2 separate regions of the Mus musculus genome follow, and region 1 is linked to region 2. The links are chromatin loops, found by intact Hi-C in ENCODE. Cell type or tissue: left cerebral cortex. All regions are shown on one strand. Links, peaks and the distances in the headings refer to the core of each region. The heading gives the core; the rest is flanking DNA. Region 1 overlaps Dmd (dystrophin, muscular dystrophy). Region 2 has its middle 79 kb from the start of Gm24470.

What was found. A loop is a pair of places that touch in the nucleus more often than their neighbours do. Peaks named below come from ENCODE experiments on the same cell type or tissue, not always from the same donor. Only the 100,000 strongest peaks of a DNase experiment are listed, where the experiment ranks them.
Region 1: it touches region 2 in a loop (6-fold over the local background); 2 of 42 quality-filtered maps call a loop at or near these places.

What each region holds. Positions count from the first base shown.
Region 1 is chrX:83,739,627-83,742,457 of GRCm38, reverse strand. All of the region lies in intron 17 of Dmd (dystrophin, muscular dystrophy), which reads right to left. Among named protein-coding and RNA genes, the nearest start is that of Gm46696, 140 kb to the left of the region's middle. In left cerebral cortex, for the core only: a CTCF peak has its summit at 1,713 (motif pointing right); DNase peaks (open chromatin) are centred at 417 and 1,729.
Region 2 is chrX:82,612,047-82,614,877 of GRCm38, reverse strand. No RefSeq gene overlaps it. Among named protein-coding and RNA genes, the nearest start is that of Gm24470, 79 kb to the left of the region's middle. In left cerebral cortex, for the core only: a CTCF peak has its summit at 1,318 (motif pointing left); a DNase peak (open chromatin) is centred at 1,318.

The sequences.
Region 1 (2,831 bases), core at 199-2,698, 1.1 Mb before region 2:
CAAGGGGAGGTCCCCAGGCCTGACACTATTACTGAGGCTATGGAGCACTCACAAAACGGGATCTAGCATGGCCACACTCCGAAAGACACAACTAGCAGCTGAAAGAGTTACATGCAGATATTCGCACCCAACAAATGGACAGAAGCAGCTGGCCCCTCTTGTTGAATTAGGGAAGGCTGAAAGAAGCTGAGGAGAAGGGCGATCCTATAGGAGGACCAGCAGTCTTAATTAATCTGGACCCCTGAGATCTTTCAAACACTAGACCACCAAACAAACAGACAGCATGCACCAGCTGATATGAGGCCCACAACACACATACAGTAGAGGATTTCCAGGTCTATGTTCATTTAGAGATGATGCACCTAACCCTCAAAAGATTAGAGGCCCCAGGGAGTTTAGAGGCCAGGTGGGGCACGGGGGCTCCATGTGGAGACAAGGTGTTAGGGAGGAGGTGTGGGATGTGGAGCAGTTGGATGGTGGGAAGGGACAGGGAATGAAATATGTAGTGTAAAAACTGAATTACAAATAAATTAAAAAAAAACAGAACTATTTTAAAAGTATGCCACAGAAATAAATTCACTTATCTTTACATTTGAAGAGGTTTTGATTTGAGATACAAACCTGATGTTACATATTCTTACATTGTTTTCATATTCCAAATGCATTAATTTATTCATTCTTCAACATTAACATTCCTATCAAGAAACCTATTCCTTGTTGTCTCACATGTACTTGTAGTTTTAGATGTGTAGAATTAAGCCCATTTTCCACAAAACTATACATTTTAATACAGTAAAATTTAATGATTCTAGATTGCAATAAATGCAATTTTGAAAGCTACTAATATATGTAATTTAGTAGAATTCACTTTATCCCAACGTAGGCCTATTCACTGTGGGTTTAAATTTGAATTTGTCCAAAGTATTGTCCATCAAATCGGATTATCTGCATTATTAATTATGGACAACAAATTACATAAGATGAGTTCTTTTTGTGATATATTCCACAGAATGTAATGTCAGTGCTTTAGTATTTTAGCTAATTAAGGGTAGGAAAGTCCCTGAGTTACATGTCATTGGTGTTTTCATCTTTTCTTGTTAGAAAGCTGAATGCACTACAAAGTCAAACTTCTGCTGAAAGAGATTATACTTAGTCAAAGTATTTCATTATCTGATAGATAAGAATGTCTTAATAATCTCCTGGTCTAAGCTGAATATCAAACCTTAATCACTTAAGATCCCAGCCTAATGTGTAATTCTAATATGTGACATGATTTTGAGAAGTCACTTTCACATCTTCTACTCATATAATATTTATGGGAACTATCTCAAAGTTTAAAACTAAATAAAACCTCTAAACTGTTAAAGTTAGTGCTAGCTATAACAGAATAATTAGTCATAATGAAAACAAATATGGAAATAGTATAAAAAGTGTGTGGCTCAGAAGACTGACAAAAAAATGTTGCTAAGCACAGATGACTCAAGACTGGTTTACATCTTTCATAAATTTTAAAGTCCTTATAAAACACAAATATGTGAAAAAAATAACCTTAACAATAGGTAACATGAGTATTACCTTATGTGGTATATGTATATGTGACATGCTGTCATAGTAAGGACTCTATTCTTGTGCAATTTAATATGCCTAAGTTGAAACTACATTTAGTTAAAAATTCTATTGGAAATGTTAATGTCCTTGTGAAAAGATATGAATCACTAGAGGGCGCACCTTCCCTTTCAAAACTAGGCATCTCTTTAGCTTTTCTTTCATTTTCTTATCTGCATAAAGGTAATATGGTGACAAATGGATTTTTCCTGGAGGCTTTCTTATACAGAAACATAAAATGTCCAAAGATAAAGGTAAAATTGTGTGCAAAGAACATGTTAGTAAGACACCTTCAGATATAGAGCTAAAATGCTTTCAGCCATTTATAAAACAAAAGAATCTTGAAGTCCTAACACATACAATAACTCCAAAAAAATCCTTCCACATAATTTAAACTCTTCTCAACACGCAGGGAAATAATCATAATGCAGACACCATTATTGTTTTGTGTACAGTAGCCAGTAACCAAAGGTATGGTTCCTGGGTCATTGATTCATCTAATCTCTAAACAGTGTATAAATAAATGGATTATCACACTCGGTCTGTGTGCCTGTAACTGCATCCATGTATTATACAAGTTAAGTCTTACTAGATGTAAGATAAACTAACTTAAAGGAAGAAAAGAAGGGGAAAATAGAGTTTCAGGATTTTTAACCAAATTAAATGTTTTTGTGAAGGAAAAGATTGCTTTTATTTTTTAATATGGATCATTTGAATTCCCATATGGAACCTTGGCTATTATTCTTCATAGTTTTCACAAAGCTATAGACAACTATGATAAATATTAATTCGTGTATATAAAGCCTGTATTAACTGTGTTCTTCACTGAGTGCTTGGCGGGAATGAAATCATGCTTTATTGTTCTTACTTCCTCGCATGTCAGCTTAGTTGCACATGTTTCAGTTTAGTGTTAAGGGCAACAACAGCAAAACCATAAATCAAGAAAGCTAAAACAAAGACAAAAACTTAGGAAAGTAACCTTATCCATTTTAATTTTTATCACAAGTGCCCATGGGACACATATGCTCATACCTCTTTTTGTAATAAGATTAATTGGAACAGATCCATGATTATCATTTTTATAGACTTTTTGGCTACCTTTTTATTATGTTCTGGCTATTAGAGCTAATTTGAACCATTGTAAAAGAGAGAGTGTAATATACAAATCCCCCGAATGCTTCTCTGTTTCTTTGGAGTAAAAAGAGATGCTGATTATTTTCCTGTTT
Region 2 (2,831 bases), core at 139-2,638:
CCTACCCAATGATATCTCTCAGACACTGATACACCAACCAGGCAGCGTACACAAGATGATCTGAGGGCCCTGACACATACACAGCAGAGGACTGGCCTCAGTGGGAGAAGGCATGCTTAATCCTCAAAAGATTGGAGGCCCCAGGGAAGGGGGAGAGCTGCTGGTGGTAAAGTACCCTCTCAGAGGCAAGGAGGAGGAGGAATGGGATGAGGAACTGTGGGATGTTGTACCAGGAGGGTGGCAATTACTTGATTGAAAAAAAAAAATAACATCAATTAATAATGAGAAAAAGAATGAATGAATGAATGAATGAATGGACAAGCTCAAGAAGCATTAATACTGGAAAACCAGAGAATAAGTCTGAATTACTTATGTTATAGGTAAAATACAAGAGCACATGAATAATAATTATATGAATGTATCATAAGAATAAGAATTTAGAGAGAACCACATAATAATATATCAAAAAGTTTATTTGTTTACCTCAATCACGTTTAATATTCTTTATACTTCTGTTATGATGTTTAACACTTTCTTATTTTAACTCCAATGAGTTGTGTATTTTAATGATGACTAATGTCTTTGATTTTTGGTGGTTGGTAAAATTTTTATCTTTTATTCACTTTAAACTAGCCTCTAGAAGATGACTTGTATTAATCATTGGCAACTTTTTTCTTTCCTTCCCTCAAATGTTAAATCTCTTTTTCTTCTGTCCTTTGTATGAGATACCACTTCTCTTATTCTGTGCTTAATTCAATATGCTATTTAAATTTGCTCTATTTTATTTATTTAACTGATTTACTGCATACTACATTTTGAGAATTTTGTTAGTGTCTTCTTTGTATTATATTTTTATTTATAGTTTTATATTATCCATTTGACTTGTTAGCTAATTGTTAAACTTACTTTGCTATTTTGAATTTATTGCAATCTTACCTACTGATTTAGTGTAACTAAGAATGGGGATAGGTATCTTTAATGGTTCATGGATAAATAAATGGAGATAGAATAATATAACCAACCTTTTGGATTCAGGTTCTGTAGGAAATTTTTAATTTTCTTGTTGAGCTGGTCTTTCCTGCTGCTTCATGTCTCTTTGGGAAGCTAGCCTCACATTATTAAAAAATATACCCTCTAACAATCATTTTATACTCGTGGTGTGCAATGAAACCCTCCAACAATTTGCTCTCTAAACTTTCCTGTGAAAGAATTATCTCCACATATTGTACATTGATTCTTTTTTTTTTTTTTTAATTTAGAAGCATATTCTTGTTACTTGTCTTCACATGCCCATGATCTCTAACTCCCTCTGGTGTCTATCAGCTACACTGCAGTTTCATTGAAACAAATGCACACTATACACCCAGTTCCTTTATTTCCCAGCAGGTTATAAGCTGGAATATAGGCCAAACCCTGACCACATCCTGAGACAGACAAGACAGACTCCCGTTTATCAACAAGTCTCTGAAAAACTCAAATGCTGGACATATGTATATTCCACTCTTCCTTTTCCTGCAGAAGAAGAACTCACTAAATTCTATATGGTCTGTTATACCATGGTTCCTTGGAAATAATAAGATGCCATCTGATAACTTTTGGCTTTTAACAAAACCCAGGAATGTGGAATATTCTAGGTCTTATGAATATTACGCTGGTGATGAGAAGGAGAACAATCTAATGGGCAATCTCCCTATATTTTGGACAGTGTTTTCTTTCTTTTCCTAACGAAAGTCCTGGAGCTCATTATTTTTCTGCCACATGGAGAAATAATCAAGGGTGAAAATAATGATGTGCTTGACTTCATAGTGTTCTGAGGTGAAGAAGCTACTTATCATTTCTGAACTTCTCAGGAAATTTATATTCTATTATCCAATTCATGTCTAAGTGTAAGATATAAGGGTCTGGACCATCTTAGTCTGTGATCTTGATTTTATCTCTGTATTCCTTTCAATTTTATCCTGCATCAGATGTAATTATACGAGAAAAATATTAATAACATTAATAACATATAATAAAATTAATAATTAACAATAGTAATTATATATGTGGTTCTTGTTTATTTTGGATGGGGATATGTGAGTAGTATCCCTAATGAACTTATAAATGAAAGGCACAATGAGCAAATTCAGAAATACAGAGAATATAGTAATGAAATGACTCTTAAGGACATTCTGTTGTACTCACAGATCAGAATGTCACACACCCATCATCTTATGAGCTTCATTTTGTTGTAGATAGTCATGAGCACAGATACTCACAACTGGAAAATGTATAAAGAATGAGAAACTTTGAAGTACTTAGACCTAAATGGGAGATATGTATAAATATGTATATGTATAATCAAACTCCATTTCTAAAGACTCCGGGATCCATGCAGATGAAGAAGTGGGAAACTCTAAGGATAAAATTACTTTAATGAAACAATATCTCCCAAACACAACAGGACAGATGCACATATAAACTCACAGAAACTGTAACAACAATTAAGTATAGACTAATTTAACAACATTATTGCTTTGGCAAGAGATCACATCCAAAGACCTTCTATGTCTGAGTGACATGGTTGGAACACACACACACACACTACTCCCTTTAATCCCACTGCCTGACATACAGACACACTTTGTGCACATGCGTAATCCTAAACAATGAAAGTAAAGTTGGTTTGTAGAAAGATGCAGCCATATTTAAAAGTGACAACTAATTAAGAGGTTGACAAAGTGACCAATCAGTGTAAGATTTGTCATAATGAGTTAGAGCTAGGATATGCCAAATGCTCAAAAGAACAGACAGTAAAGAGAGTCTACTTTAGAGTACAACAGTGAGAAATA